Regions from separate parts of the Homo sapiens genome. Here region 2 is linked to region 1. Evidence: chromatin contacts called from ENCODE Hi-C or POLR2A ChIA-PET data. All regions are on one chromosome and are shown on one strand. Each heading gives the region's core, a stretch centred on a gene start or an enhancer-like site at or near the end of the contact. The rest is flanking DNA. Distances are from core to core; before and after follow the strand shown. Region 1 overlaps LINC02421 (long intergenic non-protein coding RNA 2421). Region 2 has its middle 86 kb from the start of LINC02420.

Region 1 (5,426 bases), core at 1,644-4,143:
GTAAAAACTAATTATGAATGAACTTTAGTCTTATACTTGGCTTGATTATTTGCATGAAGTGCAGCAAGAATGGTTATTTCCACATAGGCCTTTTGGATTGGCTTTGATGAAACTCTGTTCCATCAGGCAATCTCAGATAAGACCTTTAAAGCCGAGCCCATCCATGGGTTTGTATCCTCAAATACCCATGAGTTGGGTGATCCTCTCCGCTTGAGGTCCCAAGATAAATTCCGAGCTTCCACACCAGTCTGATGATTGAATTTCCTTTCCCGGCCAACACACCAAAATGATAAGGCTCTGATAAGTGGAGGAACACCAGGGTTCTTGGTCCTCATGTCAAATTAGAAAAAATGACACGGACACACGTGGAGTGGTTTTAAGGAGTGGAGAGTTTAATAGGCAAGAAGGAAGGGAGAAGACGGAAGAAGCTCCCTCGTACAGAGACAGAAGGAGCAGGGGGCTCCAAAGGCGAAAGAGGAGGTACCTCCTTGCTGTTTTTGTTTAAACACAGATTATAGTCCCAGAGAATATACTATACAAATGACATAAACTAGAGGACTTAAATGCACACTTTTACACTAGGTTAGCACTGAGCTTTCTTTTTTTTTTTTTTTTGAGATGGAGTTTCACTCTGTTGTCCAGGCTGGAGTGCAATGGTGCGATCTCAGCTCACTGCAACCTCTGCCTCCCAGGTTCAAGCAATTCTCCTGCCTTAGCCTCCCAAGTAGCTGGGATTACAAGCACGTGCCACCAAGCATGGCTAATTTGTGTGTGTGTGTGTGTGTGTGTGTGTGTGTTTATTTTTAGTAGAGATGGGGTTTCACTATGTTGGCGAGGCTGGTCTCAGACTCCTAATCTCAAGTGATCTGCCCGCCTCGGCCTCTCAAAGTTCTGGGATTACAGGCATGAGCCACCGCTCCTGGCACTGAGCTTTCTCTTTGCTGTTTTCCTTTAAAATGTCTGCACAATGGGTAGTGTAAGGAATAGCTCTAAACTGGGGGAATTTTGCAGGAAATTATCTTTACCAGACCTACATAATTAGATACTAGAATGGTGATTGCAAAGCTGAAAGCAGTTGATTTAGGTACCTTACTTTAATCGTAATCGCAAATATTCTGCTACATTATAGTTGATAAGTTTAATAAATAAATGGTTAATGTTTATCTGCACCCATCTTCTGTAATGTCATATACAAATTTTTTGTTGATAAAAATTAAATCTACATTAGAGCATAAACTATATATTTTTGCTACCTTTTAGTTTAAGCCAAAAGTTCTAAAATACAGAGACATAACTACAAAGTAGTTTTGAGACTAATTTCCAATCTTCCCCAACAATTTTGTTTTCTTCATCATCTTTTCTATCTATTTATCTATCATCTATTTTTTTAAGGCTCTTCCATTCCACATATATAGTGAAAGCCTAGCTAGGCAAGATTCCTTTTGGTTGACTGAATCTTCCCCACCAGCATTCCCTCACCCCATAAGATGTTCCTGGTCCCTCCAGAGGCAAGCTTCTTACAGTTCTCAGGCTCAGATGGCCCTGTCCCCCAAAGCTCTACCTCCTCAACTTTTCTCCTGAGGATTGAGTCTCTCTCCTTTCCCCATGCAAGCTCTCCACGGAGGAAAGTCTTGGTTTCTCTTTGATGACTTGGCCTTCCTATAAAAATTGTAGAGAAGCTGATTAATAACAGCATGAGGGGACTTTAATTAATTCACTTTCTCCCACCAGGCATTAGACATATGCAGGCTGTGCTACAGCTAAACTTTAAATAACCAAGAAATGTCAAAAGAGAGATGTGGCATCCACATTCCCAAGATGATATGGTGCAGGAACAAGCATTTGGCTGGGTTTTAGGAACCTTGTGTTCCATCCTCCCTTCTTCTGCCACAAACACACTGATGGCATGAGGTGGGTCCCACTGATAATGTGCATGGCACATTCTTTACAAAGCATCTTCAGATCCATAAGGAAATCCCATCTTCTGCCTGAGCTTTATTTTGTCCCACATCCACTCCCCCACACCATCCCACACACCATCATTATCCCAATTCCTCCAGCTTGCCATCACTCTAAGCAGAAGATAATATTTTAAATTAATCTTCCGAGGCAGGCGGATCACTTGAGGTCAGGAGTTCGAGACCAGCCTGGCCAACATGTTGAAACCCGGTCTCTACTAAAAATAAAAAAAAAAAAATAGACGGGCATGGTGGCAGGCGCCTGTAATCCCAGCTACTCGGAAGGCTGAGGCAGGAGAATCACTTGAACACGGGAGGTCGGGAGGTGGAGGTTGCGGTCAGCAGAGATCATGCCATTGCACTCCAGCCTGGGCAACAAGAGTGAGACTCCATCTCAAAAAAAAAAGGAACTACAACTTATAACTACAACTTATATAGCACCTACTACATGCTACCTATAGCAGTATTTAAAGTTACCTCCTTTAACACAGTGTTCTAGAGAGGTGGGCATCATCAACCCCATTTCACAGGTAAGACCTGGAGCTTACATTTGTTGTTTTAAGTCACAAATCCACTTCAAGGTGGAGCCTGAATTTGAGCCTATCTGTCCATGCTGTCTACACTACACTCTCTAAGCAGCAAATGTCACTCTGGTTTTATTTTCCACACTGTGATTTGGTCCTTCCTTTCACATTCTTGCCTACATAATTATTCTGTCTTCTTTAAACTGCCACTCTCGTCTCCAAAAGAGAAATCACTTTTTAAACTTAAAGTAACATAGAGCAAACACTACCATTTTGAAACGGGAGCACCTCTCCCTGGCTCCCACAGCACACCCTGAATCTGGTCTATGCTGGGTTTGTCTGGAGAACTAGAGGCCGGGCAAAGATTGTGGACAGCTGTGCCTTTATGAGGGTCAAAGTCTGCCTCCTAGGACTGTGAACAGAAAGGAGGAAGTTTACCCATGGCCATATGCTGACTACACAGTGTCCTCCTTCCCTCCTCTCATTCTGAGTCACCAGGGAGTCCCGTCTGTTTTTCACAGGTTCCAGCTGAGGCACCCAACAGCAATGATGTTTTGTGAAAATAGTGTGTGATTTGGATGCAAATGATCCTGGGTTCAAGACTTGCTTCTGTAAAGAAGAGAATACCACACTCTCCTCTCCCAGTCATGTGGGGAGTTAATCGAAACCCACGGAAAGTGCATTGCATAAGGTGGGTGTCTGATAAATGCCCACACCTTTGGCTTCTCCTCTACTGATAACTCTTTTTCCCTCATCTTCCTGATGTAAAAGGTGAGTGGGAGCCTTTATGCCTTTCCCTGAAAGTAGAAGCCAGCCTCACCCCAGCCTGTGAGGCTGCTGAACCAGCCTCTTGCCCTTTCCTGCGTTTCTCAGGGCTTCCACCCTCCCCTCAGGCCCTTTCACCTCTCCATGTCATCTCTTTATTCAGTTCTCCACCAAGCCTTCCCCGCTACCTTCAGGAAGCTTTGCAAACTGGCACGAAACCCTAAATTCACAGTATAGAGTCTGGAATGCACTCCCCACTGCTTGGTGATCCGTCATACCATACTGTTTTCTGCTTATCTTTCTCTAAGACAACCTGTACCCTCAATCTGGTGCCACTTAACATGGCAATAAGAGTGTAGTAAGTAGGGCCACTTCACATGGTCTCATTTATGTAGATGCTTGTTCTTTCAAGCTTGTCACCCCCAATTCAGTATCTACTATAGATACATTGACAGGGCTTGGAAATTGACCAGAGTATGGTCTTCCGTGCCTTCAAATTGCTGTGTGGGGCTTCTGAGAAGACAAACTTTGGAAATTGCCCCTCTTTTGCAGAGGATTCAGCGGAACTCAGGAATATGCCAGTACCCACCTACCCTGTGATAGCCAGCCTCTAAAATAGTCTCCAGCGATTTCTGGCTTCCAATACTCACACTCTAATATGGTCCCCTCCCACACTGTATCAGGGTTGGTGTGTAACCAGTAGAGTGCAGGAGGAGTGGTAGATACCACTCTGGAAGAGAGATTATGGATGTCATTTGGTCCTGTCTTGCTTTCCCTTGGATCACTTGCTCTGGTGGAAGCCAGTGGCCAGTCTCATGGACAGTTGGGCAGCCCAGTGGACGACCTAACAGTTCGACTGCCACTTCATGGAAGACCCTGAGCCAGAACAAGTTAGTTAAGCTGCTCCCAGATTCCTGACCCTCAGAAACAGTGTGAAAGACAAATACCAGACTGACACATTTTTGGCAAGTTTTTGTGCAGCTATAGATAACTAACACAAACTTTCTATTCCAAATTGCCACTATTTACCTCCCCCTGCAGAAATGTCCACCACTTACAAAGGTATAGCTGAAGCCCATCTAAGGTGAGCCAACTTTACTTATAATTGAAAACAAATTATATGTACTTTAAAAGTATTTGAGCACCATTTTATTGCCAAACAATACACCCAACAAAGTCAAACAACCTAACTTCCCTTAACAAGAATATCAGGTTTGTCTATATTATGATTGGAAACAAACATAAATTATATTTGTTTTCCTAGACAGTCTAAGGTTTCAATGGGTTGCTGTAAAAGAATTTGAAGAAAGCTGCACCAACTGGTGTTTTGAAATTCAAATACCCTTAGTTTAAGCCACAATAAATGAAATAAAACCAGTACATGAAATAAAACCATCACCCTATAAGATTGTTTTTATCATCCAAAGAGAACGCCTCTCACAATAGATTGATGTCATGTACATGACGTAGTTCACACATTCCACTGTCTTCTCTTGACTATTCACAGTGTGCTTGGCACTTGTGTTACCGATAGAAAGAAATATTTCCTTCAGAAATTCAGAATCAAGATCATTTAGAGGGAAAATAGTAGTAATCCCAATCACCAAGTCACTATTTTGCATTCTGCTTTACCTAGAAACTATTATATATTATATACTTTAAAATAGTTCATATACATAAAGTATTGTAACCAGAAATATTAATTTATAACTATTTGCTCCATGGAGATCCTCAAAGCAAAAGATTAGGAATGAAGCAAATTTCAAGGAATTTAAAATCAGGGATTTTATTCTAAGTTAGAAAGAAATGGCAGCCATCACTGGTTCCCTAATCTGTAAGGCCCAGTCCAAAATGAAAACACAAGCCCCTTCTTCAAAAATTATTAAGAATATTAAGAGGACAGCTAGAGCATTAAACTAAGCCCTGGGCCTCTGAGCATGGGAACCTATGAGATTGCACAGGTCATATGCCCATGAAGCTGGCCCTGGGGGCAGGATACATTTTGTAGCTTCTTGAAGAGGTCTCTCCAGAGGTAGGTGCTAGAAGCAAAGGACAGGTAGGACCAGAAAGCATCAGTGTATGGTTACTGAGTGACACAGATAATCCTTTATTTATTTAACAGTAACTAATATTTCTATTGTACTTTATAGTTTACAAAGCTCTTCTGCCAGATCCAGTA
Region 2 (5,426 bases), core at 2,104-4,603, 350 kb after region 1:
TCAAAGAACAAGAAGTAAAAAAAGCCTCCTGCCCCATCTCTTGCGGGGGAGACTGAATTTCCACTTTCAAATGTAGAATCATATGAGTAACAAGATATACAAGCACAATTCATGTGAGTTTTTCTGTCTCCATTCCCAGCCTAAGCTACCGTGACAAGGCCAACTTCACACAGGGCTGAGCAACAGCTGTTTATACCGAATGACTGTAGAGCCCCAAGAGACACTTCTACCACTAAAATGCCTTTCTTTTCTTCCTTGGAGAGCTCTTCCCTGTTGACTGTAGGGGGTTGAACTGCATAACCACAAAAATTCATGTGTTAAAAGTCCTAATCCCCATTACTTCAGAATGTAAACTTGTTTGGTAATAGGGTTGTTGCAGATCTAATTAGATGAGGTCTTCCTGAAGTAGTGTGGGCCTCTAGTCCAGCAGGACTGGAGTCCTTATAAAAAGAGGAAATTTGAAGTCAGACATGCACACAAGGAGAAGACAATGTGAAGATGAAAGCAGAGGTTGGGGTGATGCAGCAAAAACCACGGAACGCCAGAGGCTGCCAGCAAACCCCCAGATGCTGGGAGGGAGGCATAGAACAGATTCTTCCTCACAGACCTCAGAAGGAACTAATCCTGCCAAAATCTTGATCTCAGATGTCTACTCTTCACAGCTGTGAGACAATAAATTTCTGATGTTAAAGTCACCCAGCTTGTGGCACTTTGTTACAGCAGCCCTAGAAAATTAATACACTTTCTTGATCTAAATCAGACTCCTAGTTCTTCCTCATACCACCTCCTTTGTGGTACTTACCAAATTTGTAAATATTTTTCCCTGTGTGTCTGTCTGTGTAATGTCTATGTCTCCATTTTTCTCCAAGCTCAATGCGACACCAGTGTCTGTTTTGTCCACCACTGTCCACCCAACATTTAGAAATGAAGAGTCCCTTCATAAGCACTTTTTGATGAATACCTGGGCTGTCCGGCCATTGGAAGCAGAAATGCAACTGTTAAAGGACCACAGGCAGCGCTCCTCAGAAAGAAAAGCCAGAATGCAGGATGGTGCACACTGACAGGCTGTCTCAGCAGCCCTCTTTCAACAAGGTAAAAGATGAAGGTGGCCGGGCACGGTGGCTCATGCCTGTAATCCCAGCACTTTGGGAGGCCGAGGCGGGCTGATCACAAGGTCAGGAGATCAAGACCATCCTGGCTAACACGGTGAAACCCCTTTCTTACTAAAAATACAAAAATTAGCCAGGCGTGGTGGCGAGCACCTGTAGTCCCAGCTACTTGGGAAGCTGAGGCAGAAGAATGACCTGAACCCTGGAGGCAGAGCTTGCAGTGAGCCAAGATCGTGCCATTGCACTCCAGCCTAGGCAACAGAGCGAGACTCTGTCTCAAAAATAACAAAGGGTGAAGGTTAGCGCTGACCTCTTTGGCACAGGCTAGTCTATTCAGTTATCTAACTGGATCAGGCAGAGATCAGGAGCCTGAAGTAAGTTCTAGAAATAGAACCCCATTCCCCTGGAGACGGCAGACCTAAAGGAAGCATCACAGCGTGCATGTATTGTTGAAGAGGCAGGAGGAGTGTTCCTCTAGAATGGCAGCAACAAGCAAGCACAAGGAACCAAGCCCTTGGCAGTGGAAGGAAACCAGCTGAAGCAAGACAAGCAGAAATGATCACAGTAGCTACCACTTATTGAGTCTCAAGTGAGTGCCATGCTGAATGCTTTTCTTACATTATTTCATTAAATCCCCATAACAGACTCACCAATAAGTACTATTATTACCATTTTACATGAAAAAACTGAAGTTGAGAGAGGTTAAGCAATTTGCTCACGGGCACACTGTTAATGAATCATAAGCTAGAATTTAAAGCCAGAGATCTGCTGTTTTGATACTTTCCTAGCTTTGCAGCCTTGCATAGAACTGGCCTTGATGACTTTCTTTCATGCTGTGATTACCAAAATCTGAAAAACCTACATGTTTTAGAAAGCATTACTTACCAATAATTGCTTACTGTCTATCTCCACCTATTAGAAAGCAAACGTCTTGAGATAGCAAATGCATACTCAAACTTATTAGGATTTCGATCCAGTGAACAGTAGGAGCTCAAAAATATTTGTATTAGGAATGAATCAAATAAGCACTTATTGACCACCTAGATGTACTTTAGAAGACATTAATGTTAAAAAAAAACTTCATATTAGAAAAAGAACCCTTACAAAACTACTGCACTAGAATGAAGCATTTATCTTTTCCACTTTTCAATTGCGAAGTACTGCAATATAGTTAAAGTTTCTGTGAATAAAAAACTATTCTGTGCTGCCCTATAGAAAGTTCCCACCCTTAGTTTTACAAACTTCCCTTCTCTGTATATTCATTTTCTTCTTCTAGCTGCTTGTGCTCAACTCTCCATTGGATTCTCTTTTGCATACCTATCCCAGTTTTGCTTGCTAAACCAGGAACTTTTTGTTTTAAGAAAATATTCAGGGGCCCAGGGGAGGGATAGCATTAAGAGAAATACCTAATGTAAATGATGAGTTTATGGGTGCAACAAACCAACATGGCACATGTAAACCTATGTAACAAACCAGCACGTTGTGCACATGTACCCCAGAACTTAAAGTATAATTTTTTAAAAAGGAAAATATTAAAGGTAATCAAACAGCAGATATTTTCAAATTAGATAACTCTAAAAGATAGCTAAACCTATTAAGATTAGGCAGCTGTTGATGATAAACCTCAGAATAACTTTCTCTCTCCCCTAATACAGAAATCAGAAATCAACTGGCAGGTGCACAAGCAAGATACCAAATTCCCGTTTCCCAGCCAAGCTCCTGTGGTGAAATTGTTCCTTGGCAAATGTCCCTTTTTTTTTTTTTTTTTTTTTTTAACTTTGCCTTAAGAGGAGGAAAAGCTGCCAAATGCCAACTTGGAGAATAGTGTACAAAATGCTAAATATAAAGAGTTGAGGAATATCAGGGGCTATTTTAAAAATTAGTCTCTAATAGAGCCTGTAGTATCCTCATATGTCTAGGAAACAGCATGGCAGTCATGTTGGTTTACACCAAAAGCAATAATTCTAGGTTCAAAAGCCCAATCTACAACAGCGCTAGTAAATCTCAGTATCTTTCAACTGAAGGCCAACCTATTTAACATTTCCTGCACTCAACAGCACAAACTCAGAAAATGAGAAGCTAAGTGGAAAAACAAGTGATCAGTGGAGTTGAAAGTACTTCTGCTCTCTCTTCAGATATGACTTGGAAGTCAAATATTACAATAAAAGAGCTCACCCAAGGCTCAAATCTTGAATAGTAACTCACGCTGGTCATAAGCTCCACAATGGGAGGCTTTGAGGGGCAAAAACGCATGCATTTTGTACCTTGATATTTATGATGTTCTATCGCCACCTCCTGGAAGAAAAGACCAAGAACGCCAAAAAAAAAAAAAAAAAAAAAAAAGGGTGCTTAGTATTAAGGCTTCCAGTGAAGATAAATTTCTTCAATTCTCAAGAAAGGTAAAGACATTCTGCAGCCGCTGACAGTTCCATTTCAGATGAATTAGCATAATGTTGGGCAAACAGCAAACCTAAAAGGCAAATGTTCAAGACTCTAGCGTCAGTTATTTGCCAGCAAAAGATAACATCAAACATATGAGTAATGAGCCTTTAAAGTTGCCAGTCCCCAGGGAAGATTTGAGTTCTCATTAGTAAAGAGATATGAGATCCCATTTTGCCAGAGTCAATAGCACCGCATGAACACAGAGAGATACTAGAAGAATAATTTCCACACTTGGCTCTGAAAATAATCATCCTTATCTTTGCATTTTAAGTCTCAGAATTTGGCAAAAGAGTTCTAAGGATTTTAAAACATTAATAACAAGACTAAGAATGTTCCCAGATGAACTCTTATTTCTCAGACTATCTTGTTGGAGTTATTTACACATATGGCACAAACAAAGCCAAATGAATTGGAATATTTGACTTTCTCTCCACAAGATCTTACCAGTCTTTGTTTCTCAAGGTTTAGTTTGCATAAGGACAAAGGAATACAGTCGAATACTTAAAAGTATTATTTTAAAACACACTTTTATCTTGATAGTTATGTCTTTTCCATCAATATCTCTATTCACTATGTGAAAAAAAAAAGTCATACAACTTCAGAGTAGAAAGCATTTCAGTCCAACCACTTCACAGTCGCAAATCACAAGCTATTCACCCAGGAGGAAGAGCTGCTAAAGTCAATTCCCACTAAATTTCACCAGGGGCAGTTTAAACCTTCTGTTCTGTCTAGACATTTTGCCCTCCTCTGCCCAAACATCCTGACTTTTAAGGAGTTTTACAGCTTAGTCAACTCACCAACATCCTGAAGTAGGCTGAGATTGCAGATTTCTTTTCTGAATACCAATTATGCTTATTTATAAAACACAGAACATGGAGCAGAGAATTTAAGATTTTAGAGCTGCAAGTCACCTTCCTTTTATAATCCACAAAAGTGATTTGCTGTGATACCTGATGGCCTCTTTTGGAAAACAGAAGGCTTGAACACAGCATTGAAATGTGTCAGACTTTCTTTTTAAAATTTTTTCAGCTTCTTTTGAGGGTATATCCTGTAAAGCACTATGAGAAACATCCGAAAGACACAATTCTTATCCCCCAAAAGCCAATTATGTTGTCTGACTTCGGTTTCCTAAGCTACCCACAAACTGAAAGGCAAGGTATGGTGGTCAAAGAGTAAAGTCGACGTCTACACAGAAGCTTCCCTCTTTCCCTCAGCTCTGCCTCTTTCCAGTGCTGCTCATGTGATATGATACTTAGTCAAGCTTACTTTTTAAGTCAGCCACTTCGTGGGAACACTTTCCGGAGTGATGGCCAGCAGAATAGCTAAACTTTGTTACTGCCAAACCTCTTCTTGAGACAGGAACTCTGCCTACACAAAGCAAAAACAATATTTCAGCATCCCACCCTCCCTTTGAACCCACATTTGGAGTCATAGTTTCAGTTTTCATAACTATCCGGAAAACTGAAATGCTTCACTGGCCCACAACCAAACTCTTGGGCTCTTTTCAAGTCTGCCATCTCCCCCTTTTCATTCCACTTCCTCCCTCACTGTGAAACCTTGCTTGCTTGGACACTCCTGTAGTTTTAGACACCTTCCTGTCGATCTTTGAGCTATTTACCAGCTGAACATTTGTATTGTTAGTGTTAAATGATAAATTCATATAGCTAAGACACTTGACCAAGATAGACCGATACTATCATTTGAGCAACTGTCTCCTGCAATCTGTCATCACAATGAGATAGCCATGTTCTAACCTATCAGTAAGATTATACAAAAGTAAACAGAGTTGTCGGTATAAAATTGATTGTCAGCCGGGCACAGTGGCTCAAGCTTGTAATCCCAGCACTTTGGGAGGCCGAGGTGGGTGGATCACAA

Evidence for each region. Hi-C counts contacts between places; a loop is a spot of excess contacts on that map. ChIA-PET counts read pairs that join two places held with the same protein, here RNA polymerase II (POLR2A). Pooled maps may share reads with other maps.
Region 2: a pooled map shows a loop between it and region 1 (5-fold over the local background). The contact joins two enhancer-like sites. A Hi-C loop is called at or near these places in 1 of 37 single-sample maps with no recorded cell type and 2 of 50 pooled maps. POLR2A ChIA-PET finds 5 or more read pairs at or near these places in 2 of 52 experiments (activated CD8-positive, alpha-beta memory T cell and naive thymus-derived CD8-positive, alpha-beta T cell).

The regions. Positions count from the first base shown.
Region 1 is chr12:67,708,263-67,713,688 of GRCh38, reverse strand. LINC02421 (long intergenic non-protein coding RNA 2421) reads left to right here. Exons shown (of 5, transcript NR_110063.1): 5 at 3,004-4,642. Among named protein-coding and RNA genes, the nearest start is that of LINC02421, 18 kb to the left of the region's middle. Within about 2 kb of position 2,893, at least 2 of the 41 ENCODE cell types and tissues checked have a DNase peak (open chromatin) inside an H3K27ac peak, as active enhancers do.
Region 2 is chr12:67,354,003-67,359,428 of GRCh38, reverse strand. No RefSeq gene overlaps it. Among named protein-coding and RNA genes, the nearest start is that of LINC02420, 86 kb to the left of the region's middle. Within about 2 kb of position 3,353, at least 2 of the 41 ENCODE cell types and tissues checked have a DNase peak (open chromatin) inside an H3K27ac peak, as active enhancers do.